2 separate regions of the Homo sapiens genome follow, and region 2 is linked to region 1. A link is a loop called in an ENCODE intact Hi-C map of the cell type or tissue named here. Cell type or tissue: mammary epithelial cell. All regions are shown on one strand. Links, peaks and the distances in the headings refer to the core of each region. The heading gives the core; the rest is flanking DNA. Region 1 has its middle 34 kb from the start of LINC02946. Region 2 has its middle 56 kb from the start of CD8B2.

Region 1 (2,920 bases), core at 327-2,826:
AAAGCATTTTGGAATGCTTTTAGTTGCAAGAAACAAATGAACAAAACTAACCCCAAGGAACATAAACAATACAGGAAATTTAAAACTCACAAAGACTTAAAGCCTGAAAATAGATTTGCCTTCAGGTGAAGCTTGATCCAGGACCTCCATGACCCAATTTTTTTCCATCTTTCCTGTTTTCAGATTTCCATTCTTGGCAATGTCCTCTCCTCTCTCAACCTCGGCTTGTCCTCTCAACCCCTTTGCTAGCCTGCTCCCTGGGAACTAAGAAGGGGTTCCCAGAGAAGGTAATGCTTAGAATTTTGAGGCAGAATGTGCATGGGATTGACAATAAAGAAAGCACATTCCAGAAGGGAGTATCCTTCTCAAAGGCAAGAAGGAGTGAAGCCACAGGAGAGTCAGGGGAGCTGCAGGTAGTTTTTATGCTGCTGGAGGAGAGAGTCTACTTGAGGGACTAGCAGTGATGGATGCTCAGGGGTAGGGAGGAGGTAGCAGGAGGAGGGATGGGGACCATGAGCTCTGTTCTGAGCGGAGCTGAGGTGGAAGCACTTTATCCTGAAGACGATGGAGAATAATTCTAAGCTGCGTATGCAAGGATGGGATCTGCACTTCAAAGTGAAAGCAAAAAAGACCAACTCAAACAATAAGAAAGTGTATTATCTCATAGAACTGCAAGTTCAGAGGGAGGGTGGGTCCAGGCTTGGCAAGATTAGTGGCTCAAAGATACCCTCAAGGACCTAGTTTCTTTCTGTTTCTCTGTTCTGCCACTTTCTGTGTGAGCTTCAGCCAAGGTCTGGCTCCCGGCATGGTTGCAGGATCGCAGCCAGAGGCAGGCAGGGCCATATGTCGTTCCCAAACCCATCCAATAATGGAGACAGAGAGGGGGCGGAGAGAAGGAAAGGGAGAGGAAAAGGGAGAGAGAGAGGTTCCAAAGGGGCCCATCGGGAACAAGGAATCTGAGTGGGAAACCAACAGTGCCCTTCTCGAAGGCTTTCATTTCCTTCTTCAACACCCAGGGCCTGTTGTATTTCGGAATTCAGTACTTTTTGGATTTCAGGAGGGTAACAGAGTGCCTGTACCTCATCTTTTAGGAGGGTAACAGAGTGCATTAGACCCCACAGGGGCTCTGAGGTGCTGACCCCACCCCACCACACCAATGACTCTGCATAAAGGGCATGGACGCCAGGTGCCCTGCTCAGTCAGGGCAGGCTTGGCAGCCCGGGGGCCACAGTGTGCGGCGCGTTCCTTCATTCTTGTATGGACCCCAGTGCCCAGGACGTTCCTTGACTGCTCTGTGAGCAGGGGGAGGAGGGCTGGAGGGAGCGGGTGGGGGGGCAGTCAGAGAGGTGATTTCTGAGGCTATGGGGACGTGCCAGTGGGTTGCGAGATGGTCTGAAGGAGAACAGACGCGACGGGAGTGGGAAACTGTGGGGACACGAAAGAGATTCCAGAGAAATGAGGAGGCAAGGGTGAAAGAGGATTACCTGGAAAAATCAAATAGCAGAGTCCTTCTTCTGCCACTAGAGGTCATGAAGAATTAAGACTAAGTCACTTAAATTGGTGAGGTGTTTGCAGTTCCTTTCTGTGAAAAGATCTCCAGGACAAAGAGACAAACAAAGAGATTTGTTGACGTATTTCAGATCCAGAACGATGAGCTACACACTTTCTGAAATCCACAAGTGTGTGTCTCGTAAGCTCCTATGAGTGTGGTCTTTCTTAAGAGCTCAAGCTCCCTCCGGTCTTGAATTGCCTTGACATCACACACTCAGGTGGGCCCTGCCTCCAAGCCCACCTTGTGAAAACAGGGACGGGGGACCGCCACTAGGGAGAGAACGTGAGAGTTGGAAGGGGCCCAGGCCCATGGGAAGTCCAAAGTGGGCTGTCCAGGTAGGGAATCTGAGGCCAGTGAGGAAAGAAGGACTTTTCGAGGCCACAGAGCTGTGTGGGGCAGAGGTGGCACTAGAGTGAGTTTCCCTGGTGTGAGGCCCAGGCTCTGTCCTCTGCATGATCCGGGGGTGGGGGACGCTGGAAGCCTGGTTGACTAGAAGGAAAGACAAGCCAGAGGCCAGTGCTACTCTCCACTTCTGCCCTTTGCTGAGCTGGCCCTGACCCCTTCCAGGCCTCAGGGCCTCCTGCTGCCCTGACTTAAAGCTCCGTTTCCCACGATCTGTACAGATCCTGACTCACACCCTCCTCTTCATGTCCTTGGGCTACTTTCTCTTTGACTAACAGTTTTAAATTTTTATTTATTTTTATTTTTGATACATAGTATTGTACACATTTATGAGGTATGTGGAATATTTTTACATGCACAGAATGTGTAATGATTAAGTCAGTACAAACATAAGTTAGAAAGAAGAAATAAGGTTTTTTTTCTTTCTTTTTTTTTTTTTATTTGAGATGGAGTCTCGCTCTGTCGCCCAGGCTGGAGTGCAGTGACTTGATCTCGGCTCACTGCAAGCTCTATCTCCCAGGTTCACGCCATTCTCCTGCCTCAGCCTCCTGAGTAGCTGGGACTACAGGCGCCCGCCACCATGCCCAGCTAATTTTTTGTATTTTTAGTAGAGACAGGGTTTTACCATGTTAGCCAGGATGCTCTTGATCTCCTGACCTCGTGATAAATAAGTTTTTTTAGTAAAGTAATTCAAACTTTTCGATTCGGGGTACATGTGGAGGTGTGTTACAAGGGTATGTTACATGATGCTGAGGTTTGTGGTATGATTCATCCCATCACCCAGGTAGTGAACATAGTACCCAATAGGTACTTTTTCAGCATTTGTTCCTTCCCCTTCGTCCCCCCTCTAGCAGTCCTCAGTGTCTATTGCTGCCATCTAAATGTTCATGAGTATCCAGTGTTTAGCTCCCACTTATAAGTGAGAATATTTGGTATTTGCTTATCTGTTCCTCCATTAAGTCACTT
Region 2 (2,920 bases), core at 174-2,673, 970 kb after region 1:
TAGCGGATATGTTGCTAAACATTGTGCAATGAACAGGACAGCTCCCACAACCAGCAATCACCTGGCCCAAAACGTCAAAGGTATGAGGTTGAGAAACCATTTTAGAATGCATTTTTCAAACCGTAAGATGCGACCTGTTAGTGGATTATGAAATCTCTCTCTATTAATGAAATAGAGACCATACAAGGTGGGAGTGCATTACATATTGTATGTATGTTTGCATTATATGAATGTCCACCACACATGCATGTATATTTCTGTATATTGAGTGGCATTGTGAAAGGCATTCTTTATTGCAGGTTGCAGTTTAAAAAGTTGGAAAGTCACTGGAATAGAGAACCTACCAACATATTTCATCCCTTCTATCCTTCCAACTCCACCACGAATCTGCCCTATCTTGGCAGAGCTGTATCCAGAGCCCAGGCATGGCTTCAACTACAGCCTCTGCCAGCCATCCCATTGCAGTGTAAGCTAGAGGTCAAGGCTGTTCACTCTCTGGCGGGACCACCGTTCCCCATGGCTCAGCCTTCACTCTACCTCCAGCCAACTTTTCCTTCTTCCAACTCTCCATAAACTTTGTCTTGACTGTTCCCTGTCTGATACGCCACTTGCCACTTTAACTGGTCAATTCTTACTTAACCTTTGAAGACAAACCTTCAGCCTCCCCTCCTCTGTAGATCCTCAGGGACTTCAGCCCTTGTAGAGTTCACGGTCTCCGTCTCTGTTGTCTGCACAGCATTTTGCGCATCCCTCTGATATAACAGTCATTATCTGGGGTTCACGGCTGGTCAGCTGTGGGCTCACTGCGGGCAGTAACTAGATCTGACTTCTCTTGCCATCTTTGGAAACTAAAAGAGTGACTTATACACATATGAGGTGCTCAAAGGCATTTGACTAATACAGTCATGAATAGAGATTGTTACTTAGAGTCCTTATATTACTAATTATTTTGTAAACTGAAATATATTTTTGTGAGGAAAAACTCTCAATATATATCCTGGATTTTCATTAATGTGCATTTTCTTCCACTTTCAAGTTAATTCTTTTTTTTTCCTGATTATTTAACAAATACATGCCTATTAAAGACAACTTTGGGTAGACCAGAAGGATGTAAAGAAATCCTTCCCCATGAAGGATATATATTATGTAATGTATAAAATAGGTTATATAAATATATAGGTATATATTATATATGAAGTATATATTATATATGAAATATATATTATATATGAAATATATATGAAACATACTATATATGAAATATATATGAAATACATACTATATATGAAGTATAAATAAATATAAAAGTATATACATTTTACATATGTATATGTACGTATGTGTGTATAAGTGAATACATGTGCGCCCATCATCCAGCCCCGGCTTATCAACTGAGCAGTGCCCCTAACATTTCCGTACGTTGCTCGGGGTCAGGCTAGACTCTGCTGCCCCCGTGTGTTCCAGCGCAGAACTGCATAAAGAAAGAGGAGCGCTCGGCCATGCCGCACAGGTCCGGGAGGTTCGCGTTAATGTACCCTGTTTTTGAGCCCAAGGAACAAGTATTTAGTCATGATTGCCACTCGTTATAGGCTCTGTTAACAGTGTAAAGAAAGTTGGAAGTTCTCTCCTGAGAAGAAGTAACTTCAATGCGGAAGGACCCGGGCTTCTCATGTTTCTCTTTGTATCCCGACCGCCGGGAACTGCCTTACCTGCAGCTACAAAGTCCTGCAAGTGAGGCTTAGGTATTTTCAAATAAAATATCAGGCTTGGCGGAGTGGCTCACGCTTGTAATCCCAGTACTTTGGGAGGCTGAGGCCTCCTGGGAAGATCGTTTGAACCCAGCAGTTCGAGACCAGCCTGGGCAATATAATAAGAACCCCTCTTTACAAAAAAATAAAATAAAATTAGCCGGTCGTGGTGGCACCCACCTATGGTCCCAGCTACTTGGGAGGCTGAGGATTGGAGGATTGCTTGAACCCGGAAGTTGAGGCTGCCGTGGGCCATGACTGCACTACTGCACTCCAGCCTGGGTAACAGGGCGAGACTCTGTCTCAATATAAATAAATTAATTAAACAAAATAAAGAATATAAAAGTAAAAAGAAACAAAATATCCAAAGCCAAGACTGCACCACTGCACTCCAGCCTGGGTAACAGGGCGAGACTCTGTCTCAATATAAATAAATTAATTAAACAAAATAAAGAATATAAAAGTAAAAAGAAACAAAATATCCAAAGCCTGTCAATCCATGATGTAAATATCAGGATCTTCTGAATTCCAGTAGCCCTGGACCATGGAGAACCCAGTGAAATTACTCTTATTGACTGGAGCTAGGGCTGTCTTAGTTGGACAGTTTATATTTCAAGCTTTCTATGAGTTTCACAGGTTCCATGAACTTGGATGGATTTCTGTGGATTTGTGCTTATACACTGAAAGTTTTGTGATGTACATTGCCCATCTTTTGCATCTGATTCGATTGTTCTTCTCTACTCATGAAAGTCCTATTTTTCTTCCAGACCCAGATCTTGTGAACTGTTTTCACATTTCCCCATGGATGCCTAGCAAGGGACTGGGACTGCCTGATCCGCTTTGGTCAAGAGCACGTGGGTGGCCTGTGTGCAGGCTTATCATCAATAATTGCAGGACTTGGTGGAGTATGGTTGAACAGGTGCTCAGACTGCATGCGTGTCTAGCGAGGCCATCCTGAAGCTGCATGGGAGTTGTAAAAAAGTTACCAACAAGTTTTTAGTTATTTGAATAGGTTTTTGAATAGATTTGGAATGTGGGAAGCAGTTGCAGAAATAAACGTCTTAATGACTAAATGTAGCTTGCTGTTTTTAGCCCAGTTTCACAGATCACAACTCTGACCATACTAGTGGGTAGTTTATGTGTCTTCTCATGCGGGGAGAGCCGTTCAACTC

The links. A loop is a pair of places that touch in the nucleus more often than their neighbours do. Peaks named below come from ENCODE experiments on the same cell type or tissue, not always from the same donor. Only the 100,000 strongest peaks of a DNase experiment are listed, where the experiment ranks them.
Region 2: a loop joins it to region 1, with 7 times the contacts of the local background. A loop is called at or near these places in 10 of 110 quality-filtered maps.

The regions. Positions count from the first base shown.
Region 1 is chr2:105,574,998-105,577,917 of GRCh38, forward strand. No RefSeq gene overlaps it. Among named protein-coding and RNA genes, the nearest start is that of LINC02946, 34 kb to the right of the region's middle. RefSeq lists an enhancer at 1,533-2,431. In mammary epithelial cell, for the core only: a CTCF peak has its summit at 1,525 (motif pointing right); DNase peaks (open chromatin) are centred at 1,574 and 2,154; H3K27ac peaks cover 801 bases.
Region 2 is chr2:106,541,477-106,544,396 of GRCh38, forward strand. It overlaps a transcript of CD8B2 not described here. Among named protein-coding and RNA genes, the nearest start is that of CD8B2, 56 kb to the left of the region's middle. In mammary epithelial cell, for the core only: a CTCF peak has its summit at 1,448; no DNase peak of the experiment used is centred there; H3K4me3 peaks cover 136 bases.